Regions from separate parts of the Homo sapiens genome. Here region 2 is linked to region 1. A link is a loop called in an ENCODE intact Hi-C map of the cell type or tissue named here. Cell type or tissue: Panc1. All regions are shown on one strand. Each heading gives the region's core, and the rest is flanking DNA. Links, peaks and the distances in the headings are about the cores only.

Region 1 (6,036 bases), core at 506-5,505:
TCTTTCACCCGCTTAAATCACTGTATGTCAATTGTGAGCAAAAAAACAAAAAAACAAAAAAAAACCCCAAAAGTCCCCGGCTCATTTATTTTTTAAAAATACACAATTTCTATAATAAAAGTACCTGCTGTGCAAGCTAGAGTCTGAATTTTTAACCAAATCTTTCAGAGGCTGAAACAATGTGAATTTAGATGGATCATAATGCTGTCAATACACTTTATTATGACTGTGCTGCCCAGAAAACAAATCTGTGATTCAACTATAGACTCTTCAAAGTTAATTTTTAATACCATAATTTAGAAGGTTCATACAGGATTCTTGCTTAATTCTATTACCTAATTCCATGAACAATCTGATATTGAATAGAATTAGGTAATCTATGAACAATCTTAAAAATAGAATAAAATGTTTAATCTTAATACGAATATAACAAAAAAATCACTGAAAATAAACTGACATTGTGACACATTTAAAATAATACCTAATACATTTTCAAGAATTTTTATTTGGAATATAAGTACTATAACAAAGTGAAACAATATTTTAAACATTTAAAAATAGTTTCTTTTCATATATATTACAAATGATAGAAAATAATGATCACAGCCTATATTATGCGCTAGAAAATTCATAAATGCATGAAGAAAATGACAAAATATATTTGCATTAATCCGATCAGTAATGACCTTTCAAAAGTTGATGAATAATAAAAAACAATTCATATGTTCTCTCTGTCTCTTATACTGTACTTTGTTTCACAAATATTTCCACAGTTTTCCTGGCTCAATCATTTTAATTGCAAAGGCAAGATTTATATATCATAAATTATTACATTAAGCAGTAGAAATCAGAAATACTGAGGTGGGAAATATGAACTATCCTTGCATAGGAACAGCTGGAATAACCTGGTCCAAAAATGTAATAATAAAAACAACAACCAAACATACTGCTCTACTGATAATTCAGATTTTTTTAAGAAATCTAATTTTTAAGAAAAATCTTGTTCAACTTGCCAGAAGACAAAAATGATTTGAAGGTTTTAAAAAGTGTTCGGTTCATTACTGGATTTGAGCTGGACTCAATGTATCTCTACTATTATTGTTAAAGCAGAATTATGTTTACCACAAAACTAAACAGTTTGCATGACCAATAATGATTTTTAAAAAATGTTTAGCTATGAAACTCTTATGTGGTTGTCTCTTGATATCTAGAGAAAGAGAAGGGAAAAAATTATATTTATCAATGTTGAGACATTAGTTTCATTTTACCTAAAAAAAATTTAAAAGAAAAACAGTTACATAGGAATTGTTAAGGAGTTTGTAGAACACTCACTCCCTTCATATGCATTGTAGTTGGGTATCACTTAAACATCTCAACTAAGCTGGATTTCTACTACAGCGGTCTCCTAAGTCAATCAGGAAAATGTTAGTTTTTTTGGTTGCTTTAAATGAATGAATTTCTCCTAGCAAATAGAAGCAATATGATTTTAATAAACAGTGATGAAGACTCTGGGAAACCCTTACAATGTAGGGTAATAACATCTTTCTATTAAAAACAATAATGTTATAAACATTTCAACATCCAAATGATGGGACATTTCACATACTCATGCCTTTTGATTATTTTCAAAGATGCTTCATTACCTAACTCATTCTTGTCACAGAATTCTTGTAGCTAAAAGCAAAAATAGACTCAAATTGAAAGATTTTTAAAAGATAACTACTTGGCAGCAATTATAGGTGTATATACCCTTGAAGATACAAAGACTTAATAATAACACCTGAAGAATATTTCCCTGCCCCCTCCCACACACACACACACACACACACACACACACACACACAAATACTAGGGAAGTGTGCTCCTCCTCAGATCCTCCAGCTGTGGGCTTCCTAATTAAAAAGGCTGAGCTGTTTCCTGCTCAAAACACTTCAAAAGACCTTTTTGTTGTTCTCCACTTGACATATAGTTCGCAGCACTTGTTCCTCTTACCTGTCCATTCTTATTTATAGAGAGCTTTCTTGAATCAGAAACCAAGAAGTGATGCAGAGACCATTTTATTTTATAAAGTTGAAGGACAATAATATTTATGTTAAAAAAAAATCCAAGTAGCTGAATTAGCAACTCAGTAATTTTGCTAGACTGGCAAAAAGGAACAATGCATGTGGCATAGTTTTTAAAACATAAATTTTTATAGCATAATTTAAAAACAGTATTTATTACTGGCTGATTTTTAAAATAAATGGGTATTTTCACTTGCTGTAAATGTGACATGTTAAAATCTATTTTTAAAAAAATACTGAGTTTGATATTCATGTTTAAAGTTGGAGACTGTTGTAAAAGTCTGCCTCTGAATTTGATATCTTAGACAAGGAATATTTACCTTGGTACAAATCAAATGGATGAGAGATCTAAACATAAAATAGTCAACAGAATCGTCTTTTGTGGATTCAAAATAGAAACGGTACAAGTAGCAAACACTGACAAATAGCCCTTTTTAAAAGCCCAATCTAAAAATCGACGTCCACAAAAGCTTTCTTTTCCAAGTATTTGCCTATAAAGTTATTTCAACACGGCTCTGACAAATGCCTGTGTGTCCTGTCCCATAGGGAAAGGTGTGAACGCATAACGTTTTGCTCTTTGCAAAAAAGGGTCGTTAATTGTCCGAGAGCAGCCACCGTTTAGGGATGAAGGGAGATTAAGTGATTTTTGGCCAATGCATCTGCCAATTCCCTTCAGGGTAGTCAAGAATGGGGGCCGGCAGCCCTGCTGCAGTTGGAAGGTCTGTCCAAAAAAGGCCGTTTTGGAGAAAGAGGGAGAGACTGCGAGTGGCCGACTGCGCCCCCCTCCCAGCCCTCCGGCCCGGGCGCCTGAGCCGCCGCTCACCTCGGTGTCATTGTTGAGGTTCCAGAGGTCCAAGCGCCCCATCCCGTCCACGCAGGCAAAAAGCGCAGGATGCACGGGGGACCACATGACATCGTACACATAGTCTGCATTGTCTTCAAAGGAGTAGAGCGGCTTGTTGTGCTGTAAAGCAGAGAGACCGTGAAGACTTTGTGGCGCTGCTGCTGCCTCGGGCTGTCTAGAGAGCCTAATTAAAAACTTTGCACATTCACAAAGTGTCATAAAACTTCCCGAGATGAAAGTCCTCGAGAAGGTGAACCGGAGCTTTAATGTGACTAGAACTGTCCAGTGGCATAAATAAATACCGGGGGGAGAGGGGGCCTCTCAAGGGGCTGGTGGCTGGGACCGGGGGTGGGGAGGCGGTTTCAGACAACAGAGTTGTATGAGACATTCCAGACAGGTGGACCGGACTTTCCATTAGTTCGGAATTCTCGCCCGGCAACGCTTTGCGAGATGCTCGGAGCCTAAACCCAACCGTGGTCGGCCCGGCTCAGACCCGCGGGGATGTTCTGAAGCCCCGGCGGTCCCGACCGCCCCGAACCCTTTCATTGAAGGCAACCCCTGCCACCTCGTGGTCCTCGTCTGTAGCTGCAACAGCTGCTGCTACCTCCAGTCCAACTCTAGGCCAAATTCACATTTTAAGGGTTCTTTTGCAGAGAGGAATGCGTGCAAATATTTTAAAGAGGATTACTGCTCTTCCAGGAGGTAATCATTTCGCGATCCTACGCCTTTAGTCTCTCTGCATAGGGTCAGCTCACCCCAATCAGTTGAACTGGTGTGGCTCATTGAAGTGCCCCTGAACCTCTGTACAAAATGAACAGTATTCCTAGATCACCCAGTGTTTTCAAAACCCCCAAAATTGACTTTTGGGTGTTGGGGTGTGTGTGTGGAAATGCGTTAACATACCCCTAGTGCATACAAATGCTTCCACTCCAGAGGGATACAATAAATTAAAATGGCACTCTTGATTTCCAGTGAATATTGTCACATCAAAATAGCACAGAAGTCAGAGGCAAGTTTGAAAGTACACCAGAAATAAAACGTAATTGGACTTCATGAATTATTCATTCCATCTGGCTTGTCTTATTCTAATTTCTGCATAATGGCTTTACTAATCCCTGATCAATTAATGTAAAATGAAATTTAAATGATAATGAAAGCCCTAGAGATAAAAGAAATTAAGTATTCTTATATCCTCTGACAGAAATCTAAACAATGGGAGTTTTTTTCCCCAATGTCTTCTTCATCCAGTCAGCTGTCTGTACTCTCTTCATGGGTTCCACTGAATGCCTGTACAGGCCAGAGTAATAAGATCAAGAAAAGATAACATGCAATATGAACAATCAAATCCTATCTGCACAGAATGTTTAAAGAATGTATCTGTAGGGAATCGGCTCCAAATATTAGAGTGATTTCTCCAAGTGAACTGTTAATATAAAATGCACAAAATATCTCTGCTGAAATGAAAGTGAGAAAAATCAGTGTGAAAACAATAAAACTGTAACCTAAATATCACACAAAAATGTAGTGTAGTAACTGTGAGTTCTCTTTCTATGGACTGTATTTCTTTGACATTTAAAAATCACCGCTTAGAACTGAAGAAACTTTTTTTTTTTTTTTTTTTTTTTTGAGACGGAGTCTCGCTCTGTCGCCCAGGCTGGAGTGCAGTGGCGCGATCTCGGCTCATTGCAAGCTCCGCCTCCCGGGTTCACGCCATTCTCCTACCTCAGCCTCCCGAGTAGCTGGGACTACAGGTGCCCGCCACCAGGCCCGACTACTTTTTTTTGTATTTTTAGTAGAGATGGGGTTTCACCGTGTTAGCCAGGATGGTCTCGATCTCCTGACCTCGTGATCCGCCCGTCTTGGCCTCCCAAAGTGCTGGGATTACAGGCGTGAGCCACCGCGCCCGGCCTGAACAAACTTTTAATACATTAAAGCAACACAGAATATTTTAGATGGGCCACTATGTGGATATAGTGAGATGTGTCTTATTTTTAATTCAAAAAATATCTGACAGAGGGTGTGATTTGAAAAGAATTATATGACATTGAGATAACAAAATGATCAACTGGACATTAGCCTTATAGTTTTTTAAATTTTATGATTCTATAATTCTTTTATGCCAAAGTATGTATTATGTACTATGTTTGCAGTGTGATTTGAAGCCAAAATTATTTGCTTATTGGCTATTTCTGTAGCATCTTTCTTTCTCTCCCTGTTTGGACTACATGATTCAAACTACTTTCTCGATAAAACCTAACTGTCCAATGACACCTGAAAATAGCATAATTGTATCATTTTTCCTTATTTATATTTTTTAAAAGGCAATGTGGAGTGGCTGCACCTTCAATGACTACTTGTAAATATTAAATTCTAACTCTCAGTAGAAGATTATTCCCACTGCAAATTCTTGATTTTATAGCTAGCCAGCCCACTATTTGTTAAAGAACACGAATAACAAATTTTTCTCAAAGTCAAAGGGTGTTAAAGGTTTATATATGCTTTAAAAAGTCAATTGTCAGGATCCTCATCAACTCAGCTGATAGTATATCTGAGGGTATAGAGGTCTTCATACAGATAGACTCATACAGACCTATACTAAACACGTAACACAATTGCAAATCCTTATTTTGATCAATTAAAAGACCATCCAGCTTTAAACAGTCATTTTCTAAGGAACTGATATTATTTGATACATTAATTCTTTAATTATCCTGTAAATCTTCAGTGTTTTATTTCCTTTTTTGTTTTAGTAGTTTCTTCTCTGAGAAATGTAACCAAAACTGTAGTATATTCTGGAGACTTCACATTTTAAGTATCTGGAAATAACTGCTATTGTTCATGTTACCAAAACCCAGTTTCTTATATTTAATAGTATTGATTGAAATGCTATTGCTCTCTAGCCTTTCTCCAACCTCCTTATCACCCTTCACCCCAAGACTGAGCCTTTTATTATAAAAGTTGCTGTGCAAATAATTCTAGGCTACAGTACGTGTGTGTTTGGGAGAAGGGAGGAAGGCTTATATTTTCAAAGGCTCTGTTTAACATTGATAAATTCACAGGTTGGGAAAGTCTTGATCAGGATTGATTGAACTTGTTATCAAAGTACCATGTAGGTTGACATCTGTGAAC
Region 2 (6,036 bases), core at 303-5,302, 990 kb before region 1:
TTCAATGTTTCCAAGTACAGACATAGTTACTGTACTGCCCAATCTCACTTTATAGAAAAGGCTGGTTAAGGTAATTTCATAAAATATATAAATTCATAAACACCATTGCTGTCTCTCTTCTTTCTGAAATTTTTCACATGCTATTCCTCTACCAGTTTACCTGGAATACTTGCCCCTTCCTCTACCCACACCCCATTATTTACCTGCTAACTTTCATTTGTAAGGCAGTGTTCCCTAGACTAACTTAGGTTCTCCCGCTATGTGCTCTCATAGCACCCTTTACTTCCCCTCCTCAACACTCCTCATACATCATATGTATTTGTTTATGTCAAAATGTATACTCCATGAGGGCAGGGACAAAGTATGTCTTGTCCTCAGCCTTAGCCAGAGTGTTTATCAAGGTGCCCAGGATATGGAAGACATTCAATAAATATTCATTGGCTAAATGATTGAATGATTGATTGAATAAAGGTGAGTGAAAACACTGGCCTAGTTCCTGGTCAAACAGCAGGTTATCAATAAATATGCATTGAGAGAAGAAAGCAATGGAGAAATGGAGACTGACAATCAGAGTTGTGCTGAGATATAAAGGAATGAAGATAATGCATTCAACTGGATAATTCCCACCTTCTCAGAGAAGTAGGGCCTTAAGAATATACCAAGGTAAATGACATGCAACAAAAACAAATCATATGCAAATGAATGCTGATTTTTTTCAGATGTATTATATTTTCTTCCACTCCATCATTATTTTATGCATGCTTGATTTATCTGTATTTAAAACTCTATCAGTTCCACCACTTTTTAATATGATGACTATATTAAATCAAGGAACAAAGGGCACTAATGTTTTATTATTTTAAGATAAAACCTATTTTATGCATTAATCCTGTGAAAGATGAGCCAAGAGAGTATGGGAATAGGTAATTGTCTTTCTTCATTTGTATTTGTTTGTCTGTGCATCTTTGTTTTTATGTGTTCTGTATGTATTTTTATGGTTTTTGGTGAAAATAACTACCTCATTGGGTTTGAGTGGAGAATGTTATGCACATTTTAAGCATAACATCAAAATTTCATCTTTTTTTCCTTTATAATTCTTGAGTTGCCAAGGTTTTCTCTGATAATTTTCTGATATTTTCCCTATCATCACAGAGGGACGATTTCTTTATCCCTAACTCAGAAAAAGCATTAGGCCTAGCCTTGAAATGAAGGTTTTCATAATATTTAATCTTTTTTTTTCTTCCTTTTGCTGCAACTTAAGTCCCATTATCCCTAGTCCTATCCTTGTTGACTAATGAGGATAATTGGTCCCTTTCCTCCTGGAAACATTCTTTTATGTATTTTGGAGAGTTATTATGGCCCTTCAGTTCTCTCTTCTCTAGGCAGAACAGGCCTTATTCTCTTAACCTTTCCTCACAGAGCTGATTTTCCAAACCTTTGATCATTTTTGTTCTTCCCCTCTGAACTCTCTCCAATTTGTCTGTCTCTTTAAAAACGTGGTGACCAGGAGAAAATTCAATCCTTCAGTTGAATCTTAACCAATGTGGTATTAACCCGGCCAATGCTTAGTGGATATGGAATAGAATCTTAAATATTATTTATCCAAATTCTGATATGTAAGTTCCCTTTATTTAAAACATAATAGAAACTAGGAATTTATTTTGGCACTCGGTGTTCCTTAGATAATCCATGATAGTGTACCATCGATTTGAAAAGCAGGGAGCCATCAAACAATAGTGAACAGAACTTGAGTTACAGATATAGGATAACATTTTTGGAGTAGATAGTAGATGATCTTCCTAAAGGAAGGGAAATAGAGCTTTTCAAATACAAAGAGAGATTTCCACACTATTTTGTCATTTTGCTCTGTTGTATAGTATCTAATGTTTGTAAAATAATTCATTCTATGTTGGTGTTCCCTTGAAAATGTTCTGGGAATACATTTTTACAACAACTCAAGTTGGTATAAGGCTTATTTATTGTTTCGTATCTCAGCTTAACATTATACTAACAGTTACTAAAAACTAGAGTCCACCAACTAGTTGGACAAGAAGAGATAGAGTTGTTCCACTGAAACTTGAGGAGAAATTAAGGAATGGTTTAGATGAGGATTTGTTTTAGATATGTTACATCATTTAAAAACTATGGGCCAGGCATGGTGGCTCATGCCTGTAATCCTAGCACTTCGGGAGGCCGAGGTGGATGGATTACCTGAGGTCAGGAGTTCAAGACCAGCTGGCCAACATGGCGAAACCCCATCTCTACTAAAAATGTAAAAATTAGCCAGGTGTGGTAGTGGAGATGCCTATAATCCCAGCTACTCGGGAGGCTGAGGCAGGAGAATCGTTTGAGTCTGGGGAGTGGAGGTTGCAGCAAGGAGAAATGGTGCCATTGCACTCCAGCCTGGGTAAAATAGCGAAACTCCGTCTTAAACAACAACAGCAACAAAACAAACAAACAAAATAAACGACTATGGAAAATACAAAAAGACATATAAGATATCAACTCTTGCTTTGGCAGAGTTTTAAAACTTGCAGATGAGACAAGACCAAGAAGCCTGAAACACCAGTGAAGCCATTTAATGCTTCACTGAGTGGTACTAAGTGTAAATGAAATGGAAATTCAGAGAAATGAGAGGTCGGCATAGGCTTGAGCAATAATGAAGATATGGCTTTGTAGAAGGGATGAACTTAAAATGAGCTTTGAAAAATAGATATCAGAGAAGAAAGGAGCGAGAAAAGGAGGAAAAAAGGCAAGAAAAGAGAAAGGACTATGATGGATCCAGAGAACAGAAAAGAAACTAACTTGGCTGGAGTAGAGAAATGAGGAATTGTTAGAAATAAGTACAGTGGGTGATTCTTATGAGTGCTTTGAAAGCCAGGCAGGTACGTATGAATTCAATGTGGTGGGCAGCTGGGGACAACTGAAGCATTGATGACAGTTACTATTTGGGGAGATTAGTCTGGTGGCAGCCTTCTGTGTGATGGAGTATAGGAGCAGGACAAAGCAACTCTGAGCGTTCTAATCATGACGAAGATCTTCGGGCTGTCAGACTTGTTTTGTCTTTTTTTTTTTTTTTTTTTTTTTTTAATATTTGGGCCCGATTGTTCTCCTTTTGCTATATTGCAAGGTGACTTTCATACAAATCAAAGAAAGACTCAGTTAAACATTTTAGCCCTGATCTATCAATACTTGTATTTGAAACAACTTAGAGACCCAGAAAGACCATTTAAGGGTAGATATTAGCAGAGAGATTCAACTTTAAATGCTTAACTCTGATATCACTCTTTTGGGAAGGGTTTGGGGAGGAAGAGAGGTGAGGAGATGCAATTAGTGTGACCACTAGATGTCACTGTTGCTAGGTTGCCTCAAGGTTAGATGCACAGTATTCAGTGGGCTTACAATGGAACTTTTTCAGTTCAGGAGAAAAATTTAAAATCTCTAATACTTGCAGCCAAAATGCTTCCCAACTCAGCTCTCCTCCACATCCAATCTCTGCCCGGGAGGCAAATTCAAGCTACTTACCTGAGGGTATGTTATAATTTTAAAAATAATCAGGCTGCTGTTTTTGCATTTTTGCTTCTTAATACAATTCGTTACACTGGGTTCGTAACAATTCGTTAGCACTGGGTTTTCTGAGGTACTGTAGGCAGGGCTGTGCTATTGCTTCTTTTTTTTTTTTCCTTTTTGAGACAGAGTCTTGCTCTGTCGCCCAGGCTGGAGTGCAGTGGCGCGATCTCGGCTCACTGCAAGCTCCGCCTCCCAGGTTCACGCCATTCTTCTGCCTCAGCCTCCCCAGTAGCTGGGACTACAGGCGCCCATCACCACGCCCGGCTAATTTTTTGTATTTTTAGTAGAGACGGGGTTTCACTGTGTTAGCCAGGATGGTCTCCATCTCCTGACCTCGTGATCCGCCCGCCTCGGCCTCCAAAGTGCTGAGATTACAGGAGTGAGCCACAGCGCCCGGCCGTATTGCTTCTTAAGCAGTAAACTTAGCTATAATGATGTGATGGATTTGTTCTTTTTCAAGTGATTTTGGAAATGTTTTAATCATTTAATATCTGACCAGGAGTGTTTGATTTAGTTGCACAGGTTTACTGTGACAGCAGAACTCCAGAGTTCTCTGTTCACTGTTTTAGAATGTAGCTTTTAATACAGTGGATTATTTGGAAGCCCAAAGCACACTTTCTTACGTGTTTACACAGTCCTAAATGCCACGCCATTAAATAGATTTTGGATATTTTAATTATTTTAGATGTTTAGGCTGTAGCTTATGATCTGAACATAGCATCCTATAACAACATGTTTTGTGTACATAATAGGGGCTCTTAAGTAGCACTGTATGTACCCTTTGTAAATACATGCTACATAAAATACCTTATAAAATATTTAATGACCGTCTTCTATAGTAACTGAGCTGTATTTAACCAAAATTCCTGGGGTTTCTTTCTACCCCACAAAGATACTATTTAAATTAAGGTGGTCAGAAGCTAACTGCACACTAAAATGTAAGCAAGAATTTTTTAAGCCTGCAATCTTAAGCATCTGGATTTTTTTTCCATCTCCTGCTTTCTTGGGGTAACAGAAGCATTCTAGTTCTTATTTCTATCACTGATGGTAACATCATAAAAGAGTTAAAGATAAGGATATCACAAACTACTATTTTATTGATTTAAGGTGATTAAAGAAAAAGATGCATTATTGTCCTTCAAACTTGTGTAAGTGAGTACAGTTATTTTATTAGAAATAATTTTTGTGATGGTTCCAAGCCTGATTTTTTGCCCCTGAACTTTGGGAGACATACATGAGCAGGTTTCCATGCGATACTTTTCTCCCAGACTTCTACATCCCTTAGAGAACTGCATAGTGACTTCCTCAACCAGAATCTTAAGAGCACAAAATCAGTGAGACTCATCTCACACCATGATTTCAGAATATCAGGCATTATAGATTCAGGGTAATGGGCAAAGACCTTCAAAGTCCCAGACAGGATGTGCTGGTCCAGCAGTGTGCAAACAGCCAGCTTTGTGAGGACACTGTGGATCTACAAAAGGAGAATACTCTTCTTTCTCCTCTCATAGCCTCTAAAGAAAGCTTTCTGTTCTGTCTACCTAACTCATCACAAGGGAGAGATCTTGGCTGACAGATTCTCTGAGCAGCATCCATGCAACTTGAAATTAAATGACCACAAAACTTTACCTCTCTATACATACCAAGAAGATATGAAAAAGTACATCATTAATTAATGAATTTTTATTTTACTTTAAGTTCCGGGATACATATGCATAACGTGCAGGTTTGTTTCATAGGTATACGTATGCCATGGTGGTTTGCTGCATCTATTGACCCTCATGTAATTTCCCTCCTGTCACTCCCCATTCCCCAAAGGTGTGTGCTGTTTCCCTCCCTATGTCCATGTGTTCTCATTGTTCAACTCCCACTTATGAGCGAGAACATGTGGTGTCTGGTTCTCTGTTCCTGTGTTAGTTTGCTGAGGATGATGGTTTCCAACTTCATTCATGTCCCTGGACATGATCTCATTCCTTTTTATGGCTGCATAGTATTCCATGGTGTATATGTACCACATTTTCTTTCTCCAGTCTATCATTGATGACATTTGGGTTGGTTCCATGTCTTTGCTATTGTAAATAGCGCTGCAATAAACATACATGTGCATGTGTCTTTATAGTAGAATGATGTATACTCCTTTGGGTATATACCCAGTAATGGAATTATTGGGTCAAATCGTATTTCTGGTTCTGGATCCTTGAGGAATTGCCACACTGTCTTCCACAGTGGTTGAACCAATTTACTTTCCCATCAACAGTGTAAAAGCATTCTTATTTCTCCACAGCCTTGCCAGCATCTATTGTTTCTTGACTTTATTATTATAATTTATTATACTTTAAGTTCTAGGGTACATGTGCACAATGTGCAGGTTTGATATATAGGTATACATGTGCCATATTGGTTTGCCGCACCCATCAACTCCTCATTTACATTAGGTATTTCCCCTAATGCTATCCCCCCGCCAGC

The links. A loop is a pair of places that touch in the nucleus more often than their neighbours do. Peaks named below come from ENCODE experiments on the same cell type or tissue, not always from the same donor. Only the 100,000 strongest peaks of a DNase experiment are listed, where the experiment ranks them.
Region 2: a loop joins it to region 1, with 9 times the contacts of the local background. A loop is called at or near these places in 11 of 110 quality-filtered maps.

The regions. Positions count from the first base shown.
Region 1 is chr7:96,073,048-96,079,083 of GRCh38, reverse strand. It overlaps DYNC1I1 (dynein cytoplasmic 1 intermediate chain 1), which reads right to left. Exons shown (of 17, transcript NM_001135556.2): 15 at 2,887-3,027. Among named protein-coding and RNA genes, the nearest start is that of MIR591, 140 kb to the left of the region's middle. RefSeq lists enhancers at 2,887-3,060, 3,040-3,307, 2,700-3,307. In Panc1, for the core only: CTCF peaks have their summits at 3,268 and 3,475 (motif pointing left); no DNase peak of the experiment used is centred there; H3K4me3 peaks cover 1,258 bases.
Region 2 is chr7:97,062,480-97,068,515 of GRCh38, reverse strand. No RefSeq gene overlaps it. Among named protein-coding and RNA genes, the nearest start is that of DLX5, 41 kb to the right of the region's middle. In Panc1, for the core only: CTCF peaks have their summits at 3,133 and 3,346 (motif pointing right); a DNase peak (open chromatin) is centred at 3,345.